2 separate regions of the Homo sapiens genome follow, and region 1 is linked to region 2. The links are chromatin loops, found by intact Hi-C in ENCODE. Cell type or tissue: heart left ventricle. All regions are shown on one strand. Links, peaks and the distances in the headings refer to the core of each region. The heading gives the core; the rest is flanking DNA. Region 1 overlaps BLOC1S4 (biogenesis of lysosomal organelles complex 1 subunit 4). Region 2 overlaps TBC1D14 (TBC1 domain family member 14).

Evidence for each region. A loop is a pair of places that touch in the nucleus more often than their neighbours do. Peaks named below come from ENCODE experiments on the same cell type or tissue, not always from the same donor. Only the 100,000 strongest peaks of a DNase experiment are listed, where the experiment ranks them.
Region 1: a loop joins it to region 2, with 2.9 times the contacts of the local background. A loop is called at or near these places in 51 of 110 quality-filtered maps.

What each region holds. Positions count from the first base shown.
Region 1 is chr4:6,716,534-6,726,579 of GRCh38, reverse strand. It overlaps BLOC1S4 (biogenesis of lysosomal organelles complex 1 subunit 4), which reads right to left. Exons shown (of 1, transcript NM_018366.3): 1 at 8,916-10,046. The coding sequence ends at 9,717. Among named protein-coding and RNA genes, the nearest start is that of BLOC1S4, 5.4 kb to the right of the region's middle. RefSeq lists an enhancer at 9,365-10,004. In heart left ventricle, for the core only: CTCF peaks have their summits at 5,957 and 6,169 (motif pointing left); a DNase peak (open chromatin) is centred at 6,149; H3K4me3 peaks cover 1,730 bases; H3K27ac peaks cover 396 bases.
Region 2 is chr4:6,982,338-6,990,777 of GRCh38, reverse strand. All of the region lies in intron 3 of TBC1D14 (TBC1 domain family member 14), which reads right to left. Among named protein-coding and RNA genes, the nearest start is that of CFAP184, 56 kb to the left of the region's middle. RefSeq lists enhancers at 3,152-3,201, 3,307-4,066, 3,992-4,071, 4,212-4,261, 4,067-4,826 and a silencer at 3,302-3,711. In heart left ventricle, for the core only: a CTCF peak has its summit at 3,743; DNase peaks (open chromatin) are centred at 3,647 and 4,207; H3K4me3 peaks cover 3,251 bases; H3K27ac peaks cover 2,553 bases.

The DNA of each region.
Region 1 (10,046 bases), core at 2,047-10,046, 270 kb after region 2:
GGGGGCACCTGTAATCCCAGCTACTTGGGAGGCTGAGGCAGGAGAATTACATGAACCTGGGAGGCAGAGGTTGCAGTGAGCCAAGATCACGCCACTGCACTCCAGCCAGGGTGACAGTGCGAGACTCCATCTCCGAAAAAAAAAAAAAAAATGGAACAGGGATGGAACCAATCTCTGCCTGAATGCCATGCCCATGTATTTTATCACCACAGTGTGTGTGTGTGTGTGTGTGGTACGTTGTGTGTGTGAGGCATGTGTGGGATGCATATGTGCATAATGTTTGTGTGTGTGGTATGTGGCGTGTGTGTACATGATGTGTGTTGTGTGTGCATGTGTGATATGTGGTGTAATGTGTGTGATACACATGCATGCATGCATGTGTACGTGTTGTGTCTGCATGCGTGTGTGGTATGATTGTGTGTGATGTGTGTGCATGCGTGTGTGGTATGATTATGTGTGATGTGTGTGCATGCGTGTGTGGTATGATTGTGTGTGATGTGTGTGCATGTGTGTGCATGTGTGTGTAGTATGATTGTGTGTGATGTGTGTGCATGTGTGTGTGGTATGACTGTGTGTGATGTGTGTGCATGTGTGTGTGGTATGACTGTGTGTGATGTGTGTGCATGCGTGTGTGGTATGATTGTGTGTGATGTGTGTGCATGTGTGTGTGGTATGATTGTGTGTGATGTGTGTGCATGCGTGTGTGGTATGATTGTGTGTTGTGTGCATGCGTGTGTGGTATGATTGTGTGTGATGTGTGTGCATGTGTGTGTCGTATGATTGTGTGTGATGTGTGTGATGTGTGTGCACGCATGTGTGGTATGATTGTGTGTGATGTGTGTGACGTGTGTGCATGTGTGTGGTATGATTGCGTGTGATGTGTGTGCATGTGTGTGGTATGATTGCGTGTGATGTGTGTGCATGTGTGTGGTATGATTGTGTGTGATGTGTGTGCATGCGTGTGTGTATGATTGTGTGTGGTGTGTGTGCATGCGTGTGTGATGTGCGTGATGTGTGTGCGTGTGTGTGTGGTATGATTGTGTGTGATGTGTGTGCATGCATGTGTGATGTGTGTGATGTGCGTGCGTGCGTGTGTGTGCACATGCTGCCTAGTTGTTCCAAGGCACATCCAAAAATTCGACCTGGCCAGGACAGCAGGGGTAGGCCACCAGGCTCACTCACAGCAGCTGGTGGAGAAGCAGTCCCGGGGCCCTGCCTGCCAGTGCCCTGAGCTGGGTGCCTGCTCTTCCGACCACTGTTTCCTTCACGTGTCGGGGCCTCCTGGAGTTTGGTCCATCCCTGGCAGGCTGGTGGGCAGGATGTGGAGCCGAGCCCCGGATTCGGGGGGCCCTGGTCTTCCCAGCCCCTCAAAGGTGGACCCAGTGATGACAGAGCGGCAATGCCCCCGTCCACTGTCCCCAGCCTGTCCTCCCCTTTGTCTTCCTCTAACTGAACACCTTCCTGGTGACACACTGCAAGCCAAGGCCCCAGGAGCAGCCTCTCCCTGCCACCCCGCTCCCACGTGTTCCTTGGCACGTGGTGCTCTGACAGTGCCCCCAGGCACCTGGGCAGGTCCCCACCCCCCTGTCTGTGCAGGCTTTCCTTTCCTGGGGCTCCCTCCCTCGCCTGATGCACCTGGCAGCTTCCTTTGCCCGCTCTGCCAGGGCTCTGCCAAGGCCGAGGCCCAAGGCCGTCTTCGCTGACTCCTCATTGTTGCCCATGCTGTATCCTCTGAGCAGTCCAGCCCCACACGTGTCCCTCTGGCCCTGCTGGTGCTGGCTCGGTGGCCAGTGCTAACTCGGCTGGCCTACCCTCGAGCTGCTCCCTGCTAGGGCAGAGTGGCCACGGTGGGTGTTCCCGTTACTGTGGCTGCAGAGCACATTCATTCAGCTCACAAAGTCTGTGGGTCAGGAATTTGGGCAGGACACAGAGGGAACGGCTTGTCTCTGTGTCATGACGTTTGGGGCCTCCACTGAATGACTCAGAGGCTAGGGCTCGAACATGGAGGCTGGGTCGCTGCCACGCTGGCTGTCTGGGGGGCCTTGGGTCCTCCCACATGGCTCTCTGCACTGTCTTGTCGTGTGGGCTGGCCTGGGCTTCCTTGCAGCGTGGTGCCTGGCTTCTTTCAGAATGAGTGTCCTGAAGGATAGAGGAAGATGGTCAGGAGACCCACGGGGTGGGCCGAGTGTCCAAGTCACGCTGTGCAGAGGACATAGGGATTTGTCGCTCAAGGGCATGTGATCTGCCTATCCCCAGAGCCTGATGCCAGGCTGGCCCCAGCAGGTACTCGGGAGACTTGTGGTGGTCTGTTGAGCTCATGTAGTCCCCATCACAGTCTCCAGATGAGGAAACCGAGGCCCAAAGAGTTGCAATCATTCACTCAAGGGCCTCAGCTCTGGGGACCCTCCCAACTGCACCACGCTGGCCCCCAGTGCCCAGAGACGAGAAGTCCAGGGACCCAAGGCCTGGGTGTCAGTGTTGACATCAGGCAGAGCTGGCCAGGCCCCTCTTGGGGTATGTGGAGAAATGCTTGAACTTTGGCAGGTTCCAAGCACAGAGCAGGGTCAATGCATACTTGTGATGAGCGTGTGTCCTTACAGTCATGCTCTGTCACCCGGTGACTCCCTCGTCCCCCACCAACTTCAGTCAGGGACAGCCTTAGGGATCTGTGGCAGTGTGGTACAGACTGCGGTGCAGACTGGGCCTGTTGCCTGCGGGCAGATCTCAGGATAAACAGGCGGCCACTGAGTGTAACTCCACTCTGATGAGTTACTCCCAGTGAAGTCCCCAGTGGCTCCTGTGGTCCCCAGGGTAAAGGTCACAGTCTTTAAAGGTGTAGTCTTTGAAGATCCCACCTGCTCCCTGTCCTCCTTGCCAGCCTCAAGTTGTCAAAGCCTCAGAGGTTCCCACACCCTGAAGTCAACCATCAGCAGAACAAGATGCCCACGCTCTGCAGGCTGCAGGGGTCGAGGCCAGCAACCTGGCTGCAGAGCCCAACTCCTTCGCACCTGGTCTTGGGCCCCAGGTGCTCTCCAGGGCTCTTGGGGTGAAGCCTAAATGCCTTGCTTGGCCTGAACTGGTCCCTCTCTACAAAGCAGCGCCTCTCACTCCCTCCTCATGGCCTGGGAATAACGGGAGAGGGGGAGATGAGTTAGGATGGAGGCTTTGACCGGGATGTAGATAAGCGTGGCTACCCCTGGGCGCCGCTGAGCTGCTCACCAGGCTCTCCTTGTGTGAGGCCAGGAGCCCACTGGGAAGTAACTTGTCGCAGTGGAAGAGAAAGTCATGTGGGTCAAGTGTGGTCACAGGCCAGCAAGCCTGGCTGGAGGGGAAGGGAGACTTGGGCAAGTGGAACATCAGCTTCAGTCGCTCATCAGACCTCTGGCCAGGGCCCCATTGGCGTCAGCCGCTCATCGGACCCCCGGCCGGGGCTCACGGCTCTGCCAGAGCACTGCACTGGGAAGGGGCTGGAGGGTCCAGCCGTACTCACTGGTCGCAACGGCCAAGAGGGGGAAGCAACCCAGGTCCACTGACAGAGTGGCTAAGCCAAGGGGGGCACGCACAGCATGGAGTAGTATTCAGCCCTAAAAAGGAAGGAGATTCTGACACAGGCTACAATGTGGATGAACCCTGAGGACACTATGCTCAGTGGTAGAAGCCAATCACAAAACGATGAATACTGCAGGGTTCCACTTCTGTGAGGTCCCTAGAGTCGTCAAATTCATAGAGACACAAAGTAGAATGGGGGTGCCAGGGGCTGGGGCATGGGGAATAGAGAGCTAGTGTGTGATGGGGACAGAGCCTCACTTGGGGGAGAAGAGAAGGTTCTGAAGATGGATGGGTGGTGATGGTTGTGCATTAATATGTATGTACTTAATGCAAGTAAATTGTACTCTCAAAGTGGATAAAATGGTAATTTATGTTACGTGTATTTTACAATTTTAGAAAAAAGATAATAAAAACTGGCTAAACTGCAAAAAGTCAGTAAGAAAATAAGAACAATTACATTTCCAACTTAAACGTCTTTCTGAACTGTTTTATTTTTTGAGGTAGATACTATTTATTATTTCTCATTCTACAGGTGAGAAATCTGAGCCTTGGAGATGAGAGATAACTCACCTAATGTTATATAGATAGGCAGTGGCAGGACAAAACTTTGGGCCATGTCTGACCACGACGCTATATAATTTGTCTTCTGTTCTAGAGCATTCTTGTGTATGTCAACCCATTCCTAAATCCCGCAGTACATACAACATATCAAGTTTGTTTTTTCTCCCTCCCTCTCATTGGCATTTACCATCTTTCTTGAATTTTGGATCGAATGTCTGAACAAGTTTGTAAAGCAGTAGTGCTGGCAGTTGAAAACTGAAAATCAGCATGTTCCAAACCACTCCTAATTCTCACATCACTAGCAAACACACATACACAGACACACTCACACACACACACCCCTTCCATCTTGCTGGCTCTTATTTCAATTAATAGTGTAACAGGAAACAATCTTCTATTAAGAAAGTCTACCAGAAAGTGTTTTCAAGTCTAGGAATTGCGACAGATATTTAGGGAGTCTGGTGTGTTTGTGTGTGTGTGTGTGTGTGTGTGTGTGCGTGTGTGTTTGAGATGAAGTTTCGCTCTTGTCACCCAGGTTGGAGTGCAGTGGCGCAATGTCAGCTCATTGCAACCTCTGCCTCCTAGGTTCGAGCAATTCTCCTGCCTCAGCCTCCCAAGTAGCTGAGACTACAGGTGTGGGCCACCACACCCAGCTAATTTTTGTATTTTTAGTAGAGACAGGGTTTCATCATGTTGGCCAGGCTGGTCTCGAGCTCCTGACCTCAGGTGATCTGGCCACCTTGGCCTCCCAAAGTGCTGGGATTACAGGCGTGAGCCACTGAGCCCAGCCAACTCTGGTGTTTTTTGTTTTTGCATTTTTTTTTTAACATGAGAAAACACTGAAATGGGTTTTCTGGGTTTTCCAGTACAAGTCTCAGATTGAGACAAAAAAAAAAGAGTAAAATTATTCTGCACACCTAAAGTAATAGGTTGTCTTCTTTAGGTGAGTGAGAGAGAGAGAGAGAGAGAGCGAGAGAGCTGCTTGAAGGCACTAGCAGGCTGCCAGCATCTGAAGAGCTCCTGGACCAGGGTCTCAGGAATGACACAGGCCTGGGGTGGCCTGATGTTTGGGGCTGTTTCCACCTCAGAGACATTTGGTGATTCGGGCGGACACTGGGGCCCTGGGCGATGTTTTTGACGGAGTTGGTGGGGGGTGTGCGCTGGTAAATGTCTCCCTTTGCTTGGGACCCCAGAGGCCTTGGATCCCAGCAGCCAGGGTGAACTGGGAAGAAAAGGAGCACAGGGCAGGTGTGACTCGGGAACAGCACTCAGATGCCGGAGTTGATCCATGAAGGTTCAGCGGACTGAGTGCGCCTACTATGAAACAAATGCTTGTCAGGTCAGACAAGGAGAGTCAAGTCCGATGATATCTTGTTTATGAGCCGCATCTAGAGCGTAAGGATGGAGCAGGGAGGAAGGGGGAAGGTTGGAGGAAGACGCATCCACAGGCCCTGGCCAAGGGAGGCGGGAGCTGGGCTGACGGGGGAGCAGCCTGTGGGCCCTGAAACCCTCCCTGCTCTCCTTGCCAGCACCTGCTCATCCTCAATGTCCCTGTCATTCCCTCAGTGGGTACGTTTTCAGTGCCTTCTCTGTGCTAGGTGCCTGGTACCAGGTGTCACGGATTCAGAGTGGACAAAATGGAAAAACACCACAATCTTCCTCCTCGTTGGGGAGACAGACAAACTGTACATAAATAAATGATCGTGCTCCTTTCGGGGAGAGATAAGAGCCAGGTGGACATAAACAGGCCTTGTCTTCTGCCCCCACCAGACAGGGCACGTCCAAATTAGCACCCTGTCTGCCTCCCTCACCTAATTTCCTCCCCTCCTACCCCCATGCAAATATAGCCACTGTGCCTTGGGCTGCAGCTGCCGTCCCCACTCTGTCTGCACACTGGGAGCCCCTCGAGCATGGACAGGATCTTGGGGCTCTGAATTTCCAGTGCCCAGTGACCGTGGCAGGATATAAGGCTTTAGTTTCCCGAGGACAGGGGCTGGACCAGCTGTTTTCAGGCCTTTCCCGCTCCTGCAGCGCCCCCTGGTGTGGGGGGACCAGTCTCTGCAGCCACCGCGGACCCCACACCCCACAGCCAGAGGGTCCTCGCATCCTTCCTGATGACCAAGTTCCCTCCCACGGGCTCACACCCGACCGCTGGAACCCTTGCTTCCCTTGGACCATGAACAGTATAGAGGAGACGCTCTCATTCTCCATTAGTGGGTCAAATGGTTTCAGTCACTTTGGGAAATGGTGGTTTGTGGTTTTTTTAATTAAATTAATTTTTTTTTTTTTGAGACAGGGTTTTGCTCTGTTACCCAGGTTGGAGGACAGTAGCGTGATCACAGCTCACTGCAGCCTTGAACTCCTGGGCTCAAGTGATCCTCCTGCCTCAGCCTCCTGAGTAGCTGGGACTACAAGGCACGAGCCACCGTGCCTGGCTAATTTTTGTATTTTTAGTAGAGCCGGGGTCTCACTATGTTGCCCAGGCTGGCCTCGAACTTCTGGCCTCCAGTGATCCTCTGGCCTAGGCCTCCCAAAGCCCTGGGAATACAGGCATGAGCCACTGTGCCTGAATCTGGATAACTTCTCAGCACATAAAAGGAGTCTTCTTAGAAGGATAGTTTTGTAAGTTCTGTATCAACATCCCAGGGCACGATTAGGAACAAAGCCCCATTGGAGCCCACGGGAATGTCTGTGTGGTGTTTGACTGAACCTTAGGTTGGACTCAACTGGATTGGGCGTCTGACTTTCTCACCCACTGGCCTGCCCAGCTCTTGGGAAAGAATCACATCTTGTTTTTCTTTGTGTCCTAGTCTTCCCATGGTGCTTGATTTCTGAGCCAGCCCTTAGTCTGACTGAATTCTCCTGTCTGCCTTTCTGTCTCGCATTCCTTATGGAGTGCCTACATTTTGTGTAGTCGTTCATTCACTCAGTCACTCTGACAATCGCTTATTGCACAGATATGTGAGTGTACCAGGGATGTGCTACCTGCTTGCTGAGCATGCAGCCAAGTGGATGCAGCTAACATCCACTTGTTACTCCAGGTGAGTAAGGCAGACAGTCATCAGATAATGACACAAACACATTTCACAAACTGTAACAAGCGCTATGAAGGGGACAGTTCATATGTCCCCTTTCCATATCCTCATATGAAAGATGCTATGGGGCATCTTTCGAGGTCAAGGGAAGGCTGCAGGGGAGTGAGCAAGGGGGCAGGAGCCACCTCAAGCCAGAGAACAGAAATTGGGCTTTATTCTAATATGAAGAGAAGCTAATGAGAGCTTTAGGCAAAGCCCAATATGTCTGATTTATGTTGTTTAAAGACCCCTTTGGCTGATGTGTTACATGCGGGAGTGGCTTGGAGCGGGGAAGGGGAAGCAGGAGACCACTTAAGAGGCTGTTGAGTGGCCCAGGAGAGATGCCAGTGGCTTGGATGGGTTGGGTAGCAGTGGGGATGGACAGAGCACTGGGAATATGCATTGTGGGAGTGCCAAGGTGGATAGGTGGATATTAGTTCTTTTTTCTTTTTTTTCAGACAGAGTCTTGCTCTGTCGCCCCGGCTGGAGTGCAGTGGCGTCATCTCCGCTCCGACTCCCGGGTTCACACCATTTTCCCGCCACAGCCTCCTGAGTAGCTGGGACCACAGGCGCCCACCACCATGCCTGGCTAATTTTTTTTTTTTTTTTTTGTATTTTTAGTAGACAGGGTTTCACCATGTTAGCCAGGATGGTCTCGATCTCCTGACCTTGTGATCCGCCTGCCTCAGCCTCTCAAAGTGCTTGTGAACTACCGCGCCCGGCCCCTAATTACTGCTTTTGAATGTTAACTTTAAGTGAAAAATCTTTTAGCAATGTTTTGTTATGTAAGGATATTTTCATATTCAGTGACTATGTCATCGAAACACATGAATTACTTATAGGGGTACCAGCAGTTGCTGAATATTAAATGTAGGTTACTTGTTCTTTCAGCTTCTACATTCAGAGTTCCTTAATTTGTCGTCAATGAACCACCTGAATAAAAAACGTAAATATGTGACAATGAAGGTCCACGAAAGCTAGGTGCAAGATTACATGATCAGATTCTTCACAACACACAGCTAAATGAAAATACAGCTACTCTATGAACCTCAAAGATCTTTGATGACACTGCAAATGACACAAAAGCAACCTAAGCTGTATGCTTTTTTAGCATCTACTATTTAGGAGGGCCACCTTATAAAATAGATTTGAATCTCAATAAAAGTCTACTGTATCCGCAGGAAAATCCTAATACCATTCACTCACACAAATAATTTAACTATCCATTTCGAGAGGAAAGAAATATACCATGCTCTGGACGGGCGCGGTGGCTCACGCCTGTAATCTCAGCACTTTGGGAGGCCGAGGCAGGTGGATCACGAGGTCAGGGGATCGAGACCATCCTGGCTAACACAGTGAAAACCCGTCTCTACTAAAAAAAAATACAAAATACAAAAAAAATTAGCCGGGCATGGTGGCAGGCGCCTGTAGTCCCAGCTACTCAGGAGGCTGAGGCAGGAGAATGGCGTGAACGCGGGAGGCGGAGCTTGCAGTGGGCCGAGATTGCGCCACTGCACTCCAGCCTGGGCGACAGAGCATGACTCCGTCTCAAAAAAAAAAAAAAAAAAAAAAAAGAAAAGAAATATACCATGCTCTGAAATAGAAGCTACAGCTTTTCACATTAGCTCTCTAAAGGAGGTATACTCAAGCCCCTTTTCTTTATCCCACTACTAAAAAAGCACATGAGCAGTACGTCTATTTCAAACACACACAAGGAAATACGTAAAGCTCTTTTCAGAAGGAAATCATTTCCAATAAAACTCAAAATTTCTATTAACATTTAAATTATAAACCAAACATTGGCAACCCACATATATATATACACACACACACACATATGTTTGCTATGGACAAATGAAGACTGTGAGGTCATACTTTCAAATACAACTTTGGAATTAGTCACAAAAAATCAACATATATTCTCAGAAATTGTACCATTTCCTTTGGTCTACAATCCACGCTATAGGAGGTTTAATATAATATTAAATAATGTACCATTTACCCTAAAAGTAGGTTCTAGAAAACTGACTATTAGGATTGAATAACAAGGCTTTAATGGCTCAATTTTCTTATGATTATACAAACATATAAATCTTGAAAAGGTAACGCCATTTAGTAAAATCCATAAAAATAACAGTTTTGCCACAGTGCAGAGAAAAGTTCATTCAGTTTGATTCCCCATGCCCTCGACAAGCAGCTTTCTGATTAGAGCTGGAAGACACAGGCTGGGTGCAGTGGCGACCCCGTAGTCCCAGCTACTGGGGAGGCTGAGGTGGAAGGATCACTTGAGCCCAGGAGTTTCCGAACAGTCTGGGCAACATACCAAGACCCTGTCTCTTTTTTTAAACTTGGAAGACATAAAGTCTATACATTCTACACTGAATCATGAATATACTACGGAGAGTTTGTAGAAAGTAAACTTTAAAATCCCACACTCCAACATCATATATGTCCATAAGCAGGATTTGCAATTCACTTCATACTGGAGGTAAGCACCCCAGCTGGGGTCCTCTTGCCGCAGTGGTCAGGCCGTCAGAGCTGAGGCCTTTCACTGCAACAAGGGAAGTAGTCTTCGGTCCGAAACAGGACGGGGGCTTCGTAGCCGGCTTGCTGTGGCCTCGAGGGAGCAGACTTGCTAAAGAGCGAGGGCACGTTCATCGTGTGCAGGAGCTTCTTGAACGCCCTGGGGAAGGTGCCCAGCTCGGCCTCGGCCTTGGTGACCTGCTCCTCCATCCTGGCCACGCGGCCCCCCACCATCCTCACGAAGGCCTCCAGCCGGTCGATCCTGCTGTAGATGCGCCGCATCTCGGCGGCCTTCGCGTGGATGCGCGGCACGCCCTCGCTGACGACGTGGGACGAGTC
Region 2 (8,440 bases), core at 441-8,440:
CTCAGCTATAAAACAGTAGCAACTGTACAGACCACTGTGGCGGTCAAGAGATAAGATATGTAAAATGGCTGGGCACTCACTCCCTCAAGTGCCAAGCCCTTTCTGTGTGCCAGGCAAGTACTGGTGCGGTCCACTTCAGTCCAACTCATCATTCCCAAGTTCCATCTCTGCATGGGACCAAATTTTGAAGTCTCTTGGTTTAAACCAAGCATCGATGCCCGTCTTGCTGTGCTCGTCAAAATCCCTGCAGACTAACAGGTAAAATAAACTGCCCACTTAAGTGACAGCTGCCACCCTGGACAACCCTAAAGGGAATTTATTTATTTATTTTTGAGGAGTCTCGTTCTGTCACCCAGGCTGAAGTGCAGTGGTGCAACCTTGGCTCACTGCAACCTCTGCCTCCCGGGTTCAAGCGATTCTCCTGCCTCAGCCTCCCAAGTAGCTGGGATTACAAGCGCGTGCCACCAGGCCCAGCTAATTTTTGTATTTTTAGTAGAGACAGGGTTTTGCCATGTTGGCCAGGCTGGTCTGGAACTCCTGATCTCAAGTGATCCACCCACCTCAGCCTCCAAAGTGCTGGGATTACAGGCGTGAGCCACTGCACCCAGCCCCCAGAAGGAATTTAGAACAAGGTTCTTCAAAGTTCTAGCAGCAGATCAGTTTGATTGGTCACAACAGCATTTTTAAAAAAAACAAAACAATAAAACACAGTACATAAATACAATTTGCTTCAGCTTTACACTTAGTTATGTCAGTACAATGAGTCTCAATTTAAAGTGTCTAACTGGGGATAATTTCAAAAAAGTTTGCAGGCTGTCAGTTTAGAAGCACAGTTGTTCGAAGTCCCTGCTCTGGGCAGCTTATAAGGAATCACGCTGGGAAAGACGAGACCATACCAACATGGCAGCAGCACCTCACTAGCAGCCAACTTGTGGGGTGTGGTCTGATGACCCAGCTAAGGTTGAAGAAAAAAGGCAGGGAGGCAGGGTGCCTGAGCAGAGCCCCAGTCTCATGCAGAGGGCTCTGCATGAGACTCAGCATGCAGGGCAAGAGGGAAGGGGCCATGTGGAAAAGAGGAAACTAATTTGTGAAGGGACCACGCGGGCCTGGCAGTTTAGGAGATCCTCAATCTCCAACCCAGCAGGGCTCACTCGACAGGGGCAATACGATGCAGGCAGAGGCTCCCACACAGGTGAGACCGTGAGATGTGCCAGGAGGGGCGAGCCACACACTGTGGGAGGAAGGGCAGGATGCCTGAGGCCAGGGGGACATGGGAAGCTTTCACAAAGGGGCCAGCTGAGTGGACAGACAGGTAAGACGTGGGCTAGAGGCCAAGAGGAAGAGGCACTCTGACAGCAGAAGCAGTGGCCAAGAGACACCCACAAGCAGGCTAGCACCAGGATTTGAACCGGGAATGGTGCAGAGTCAAAGTTGTTTTGCTCTAGATTTGAAGGTCTCAACACGTTACCCAGAGGTGCTGGGACAAGCCCCAGGAGAGAGAGGAGAGCCAGAGGAGAGACTATGAGGTATGGGGAGCCCCTCAGACGCATCCAGGGGCAGGGTCTACATTCCACGTGTGATCTGCACAGTGCTAAAGACAAGAAGGGCACGAGGCTCCTGAATTAGGTTTAACGTTTGTTGGTTTAAAAAGCGGGGGAAAAGCCTGCTTCAATGCACATTTGTTTTAAGAGCGAAAAGAAAGGATCATGATTCTCAAACAATGAAGAAGTATTCCTAAGCCTGGCACAGAGGTGCTGTGCCTGTGGTCCCAACTACTCAAGAGGCTGAGACAAGGATCACTTGAGCCCAGGAGTTCAAGGTTGCAGTAAGCCATAACCGCACCAGGGCAACAGGACAAGACCCTGTCTCAAAAAAAAAAAAAAAAAAAAAAAGAAAGAAAGAAAGAAAGAAAAAAGAAAGTACTCCTGGTAGAAAGACAAGAAAGGTCATCAATGCTACTTATGAACTGGAGGAACACTACAAAACAGCCAATGATGTCAATAACCTGCTACTGGAAGCCCCCTGACTTCCAGGAAGGAGCCTCTGGCTCCCTGGAAATCTATTTTACCTAGAAGAGGAAAGGGTCATCAGTCAAATCCTGTGCTTAAATCTCCGACCCCGCTGTCTGCAGTATCAAGATTCACCAGTGAAAATAACCTGAGGATTTGGGAGCGCGCCTGGAATAAAGCTGCCAAGGCAGGCTGGCCATCCGAGTGGTACCTATCAAAAGACTGACTTGAACTAATGCTGTGACAGCACGGCCACCACATCTGCACAGGCTGAGGACCCAGGGAAGCGCTGGGGGACAGCGGCAGGCCTGGTCTGAGCCAGCACCACCAGCAGAATGACCTTGAGCTCCTCCTCCATCCACAAGCCTGTTTCCTCATCTGTTACACTTGAAGATTAAATGAGAACCAGCATAAGCTGCAGAGCCAAAGCAGGTGCCCAGAAATGATAGGAGTATGACTGTCACTATATACTATGAAATTACTCTTCACAACATTCCACTCTAAGAGGGTTGCTTGTGGAAAAGGGCACGAAACTGAAAGTGTCCGCAACACCGCGGCTGGTCTCACACTTGGCCATTTGTAAAAGCAATTGTCTTGGAGGGGGGAGCCCAGTTTAGCATCTGGGAGGGGCTGTTTTGCCATTTTGAGGGGGAAGAATGGCCTGCACAGGTCTTAGAAAGGTCCCACCTTCCAAAAGGCAGCCCCGGCTAACCCCTGAAGCCTGACCTCACAGTAAGTAAAGCCACTGAGAACATCTGAGTGGTTCCTCTGGCCTGGGTTCTTTAACAAGCTGCAGTCCCCTCCTGGAAAGCGTTCTCTAAGTTACTGGGAATGTTGGCATTCTGGGAAGCACTCTCAGGAGTCCTTTTCTAATAGTCATATTCCTCCCAGAGCATCAAAAGTTAATATGCGGGCTGGTGAATGAAACATATTCAAAGGAACTAGGTTTTAACACGCCCGGTTGCTGTTGCAACCTGACCACCTCATTGGGCTCTAGAGCTCGGAGCGCAGTCTCATCTCCATACAAAGGCTCATCGGATCGCAGGCGAGGCCCTTCTGACCTCTAAGGGGGCTGCTGGGCCTGGCCCGGCTCTGAAAACAGGGTAAGGAGGACTCAAAGGACGTGCTCGCTCACGCTGTCTCTCGTCGTCCTAGTAAACGTGAACCAGAAGAAAATACGTGGAAACACAGACACAAAGAGTACCAGGGAGGAGAGCGCATCAGCAGCATGCACAGCAAGCTTCGGCTGTTGAGGACAGATACACGTGATGCTCGCACACCCGCACAACCGCACACATGCACACTCGCACCCTCCACCTGCGCGGGGCCGCAGGGCTGGCAGGCCCAGGACAGGACAGGCCCACGGGACCGGGCAGGCCTGGGGCGCAGGGAGAGGCACCGGCCCGCACCCCGACTCACCATGAACGCCGGGGCCTTAGAGGCGCGCGGCCGGAGGCTCCATGCCCAGCGAGCGGAGGGCCGGCCTCCCTCCCTCCCTCCCGGACCGCGGGCGGGCGGGCGGACGCGGCGGCTCCTCAGACTCGCGGGGCGGGGCGGGGCGGCAGGCCGCTCAATCGCGCGCAGACACAGCGAGGCGATCCGCGCTGCCGGCTCGGCGCGTCAGGCCTGGCTGGAGACTCCCAAGGGGGCGGGGCTGATGAGCGGCGAGGGGCGGGCACAAGGGGCGGGGCTGGGGCGTCCCCGTGGTACGGCCCCACCGGCCGTAAACACCGGGGACGCGCGCCGACAGGCGGAGAGCCAGCTTCTGCCTTAAAGATCACCCGAGAGCTGAGAAACGTGTTGCCAAAAGAAATTGCACAAAAATAGTCGCACTAGTGAGCTCTGGGTGGCGGGGTGATTGTGAGCAGTTTTTACGGGCTACCGTGGCTCCTGTTTTTCACAAAGTATTAACAGGTGGGTTTAAAACGTCAGGGAGCACACAAAACACTCAGAGAAGCCGAACAGGCGCCCCGGGGCTGCCGGGAGGGAGACGGAAGCTGGCGGGACAGCGCCCTTCAGATGGCGCGGTACGCTGTCGATGAGACCTCAGGTTTTTAAAAACAGTCTTTAAACTTCGACCCTACACCATAAGGACTACGTCGGGTCAAAATTACTTCTGGTCAGCCGCGGGCCCCAGGTCCCAGGGCTGAGCAAGTCCGGTCTGCGACAACACGAGGCTCTCCCGTGACGGGGCCTAGCCCAAGGCTCCCCCCGCAGATCTCCTGGGATTCAGAACTACCAAATCGCCGGCAGACAGGTCTCCATCAGAGGAAGCCTGTGACGGCCGCCAGGATAAAATAAAAAGGACAATGGCAAGTGATAGCAAAGACTTAGAGAAGCTGGAATTCTCCTAAATCCTTGGTAGGAGTGTAAAATGGTGCAGCTTCTTCTATAATTCAGCATCCCCTACCATACTCCCTGGAACCCACCCAAGAGAAATACGACCAGAGAGACTTGCATGCAAACATTCCTAACAGCATTGTCCACGCCAACCAGAACGTCCACCAACCGCGGATGCATGAGCAGCAGGGAAATGGCCATGAAAAGAAACTGCTGAGACATGGGCCTACATGGATGAACCTCAAAAACGCTAGGCCAGGTGAAAGATGCCAGACAAGAAAATTCCATTATTCCATTTATGTGACACTTCTTAAAAAGGTAAATCTCTAGAGAGGAAGCAAATTCATGTTTGCCTGGGGGTGAGAGTGGGATCAACTGCAAACAGGCACGAAGGAACTTTTTTGGGTGATGAAAAATAAAACTTTGGATGTCGAACATATTTTGAAACTAGATTGCAATGATAGTTGCATAACTGTATACATTTATTAAAATCGTGGAACACTTACAATGAGTGGATCTCATGGTATATTATTTATACCTCAAGCCATTTTTAAAAATAGGATAAAAGGGAAAGAGGCTGATTCTGGCTGAAAGGATTAGCGAACGCCTTGTTAAGACAATTATCCAAAATTTGAAAATAAGGCAAAAGCAGGAGTAGGGGTTATTCTTTCAATTAATTCCTGGGCACTTTTAGCATGGCTGCCTAAAGATTAATTATCTAGGACACTGTCCCTGTGCTATTTGTTACTCCATTCAAGCCCCGATACTGTAAAGTTACATATTAACTTGTAGATAATGTCCAAAAGAAAAGATAACCCCAAAGATTATGTTTTATTGTCACCAGTTTGTTTGTTCATTGAAATCTAACCTAGCCATCTTACTCTAGTTCTTTTTGGGTTTTACGCATATATGTGTGTACAAACACACACACACCCCTAATTCCTCAAATGCTCTTGGCATAAGTTTTATCTCTTACTGGTCTCCTCAAGGCGTAAAATAAATCTTTGACCTTGATCATTTTAATTTTAAAAAAGGTAAAAGTCGTGAGAAAAAGGAGTGTTTTATATGAAAAGAATAAAGGGACATATAATTAAGGCAATACACAAACCTGACTGGATCCTGGTTCAAAAAGAACAGCTTGATACAACTGAGGAAATTAGAACATGCTCTGGGTATCAGATGCTACTATGGAATTCCCCATCATTCTCCTGGGTGTGGTAACAGTCATGGTTATGTAGGAGAATGTCTTTACTCTTAAGAGCTGTGTGCTGAAGTATTTAGCAGTAAGATGTCATAATACTGCAAATGGTTCAATTTTTTAAAAAATAGAGGCACAATAAAGTAAATATGGCAAAATGTCAACAGCCGCTCCATCTAAGTGGGGCACATTAACACATTAAATTGCCCAGGCGAGGGCAAAAGCATTCAAAAGCTCCCAGGGGCTTTTCTCTCGGTCTTTCTGGGAAGCGGCATCAATTGAGCTGCACCATCTCTTCGGCGTTCACAATCGTACACAACGGGCCACCCGCCTGCAGACACCACTGCCGAGTCCAAGGTCAGCCAGAAACCAGACTTAGAACACAGACAGTCCCCTCCTTACAATCACAGGCTACTACAGCTTCAAGTTATGTGTTTAACAAGATTCCTAAGCATACCAGAGAGAAGGTGCTCAAAGAACTCAGTCTGCAATTACATCATGTCTATGCAATTGTGTGGACGAAATTTACACATACATAATTTGTCTCAGAGAAAGGCCTGGGAGGGCAGACATGAAACCATCAGAGACTCCTGTAACGGGGGCTGTGAAGTCTCAGGAGGGAAAGGATTTTCCTGTCTTGCATCTATCATTTGAGTATTTGATAAGTATTTTTTCATAAATTGTATTTAAAATGTGAAAAATAATTTTTAAGCTAATTCAGATGGCATCAAAAATCGATTTCACCAACTATTTCCAAACCACACCGAATTATTACTGCAGCAAGGTTGTTTTTTGGGTCTGTTGCTGGCTTTTTTCTATGCACACAAGACTGAAGGTCTAGCTGTGACAGGAGACCACAATGAGGAGTCCTGACCGTGCCGAAGCTCCCATGGGATGCCAGGATGCCAGCCACTGCTCCACGACCCCATGCTGCATTGTACTTCACCCTCACGAGCATAGGCAATGTGAGCACTACCTCTGCAGAGGATACTGAGGCTCAGAGAGACAAAGACATGGGCTTAAGTCCACACGACTGACTGTAAATGACAGAACCAAGGTACACATTCCAGCTTTCTAATCCCAAAGCCAGAGTCTTCCCAACCCACCCCAACCCCATGTTCACAGGCCTGAGACCCCTCTCACCCCAGTACTGTGAAAGGCCCCAGTAAAGACCTGTAAAAGAACAAATGTGTTTCCTGTTCCTGAATTCCTATTCCTTCTGGCGAGACGCAGCAGTAAGACTGAACACAAGATCCACAGTGTTTGCACCAAAGAAACTGTGCTCTCAACACTACCCTCTCCAACTAACGGAAACTTATCACTTCCACATTAGGAAAAATAAGCAAAACTTAGGAAGCATTAAGCATTAAATAGGAATTTCAGTCTTTATTGTTAAAAGGCATTGGGGATGAAGAATTTATACTTCTCAGAATAAATAAGCTGTTACCAGGATAATAGAAGACTAAAAAGGAAAGTGCAAATTAAACAACCATGCTGCCATTTCCCCTGTAGAAACTTCAGATCACTTCCTTCTTTCTAGTTCTTGGCATCATGTGGAAGTATGATATGTAATTAACCTGCTGCTTCTCTAAACCCCAACATTAATGGGGACAAATGGGGATTAGACATTTTATGGGATAATCTCCTGATAGACCTGTTCTCCACCAAACGATCCCAGTCCCATACAAACATGACCTCTACCACCTTGACAAGCCAAAACTTCCAGAGTAGGTTCAGCTTTCAACTCGGTCACCAGCTGTATAATGTTTCCCTCTGCTCTGGCCACTAGAAAGCTCAATGTAAAATTTGTAGCACACCTCTAGGAGTTACATGAGATTCTGTGAGTTGTATCTTGGGGCATCCACTTACGTCTGGTTTCATCTTGCTGTCCTTTGCCCAAATTTCCTCAACAATTTTTCTGTCATTCTACACATTAAAAATATATATATATATTTTAAAGGCCGGGTACGGTGGCTCACGCCTGTAATCCTAGCACTTTGGGAGGCCAAGGCAGGCGGATCACTTGAGGTCAGGAGTTCAAGACCAGCCTGGCCAACATGGTGAAACCCTGTCTCTACTAAAAATACAAAAATTAGCCAGAAATTGCTTGAACCCAGGAGGCAGAGGTTGCAGTGAGGCGAGATCGTGCCACTGCACTCCAGTCTGGGCAACAGAACAAGACTTTGTCTCAAAAAAAAAAATTCTTTTAAGTAGACATGTACACAGAACAAAATACAAAAGGTACAAAAGTGTATACAGTGGAAAGTAGGTCTCCCTCCTATCTCCCATGTACCCAGTTTGTTCTCCTCTCCAAAGAAATTCCACTAATAGCTATTTTGTAAGTACCCTTCCAAATATGGTCTCTGCATTTATGAGGATGTGTGTGTATCTTTAGCCACATAGACCACACTATACAAATAGTGATCCATCTTGCTTTGTGAGGTCGGTGCAGTATTTCATTTAGGATTTCACCAATTCCCTGCCAAACATTTAGATAGCTTCCAATCACTTGTGCTGCGATCAATACCCTTATACAACTGTCATTTCACCTATATGCGTATTCATCTGTAGGAGAAATTAACAGAAGTGGAAATGCTGGGTCAAAAGAACCCTAAATGATCCATTAATTCATGTTAATTTTTTGAATTAACATACAGTTAGCTTTTTAGTGTATATAGTCCTATGACTTCTAAAATGTTGCCTTGTAGCCACCATTATGACAATCAAGATATAAAACAGTTGGATCACTCTCAAAACCTCCTTTGTGTTAGCCCTCGGTAGTCACACCCTACCCCACCCCTGGCACTGTGAATCTGTTCTCCATCACTACAACTTTGTCTTTTCAAGTATGTGATACAAATGAAATCACAGCACGCAAACTTTCGAGACTGAC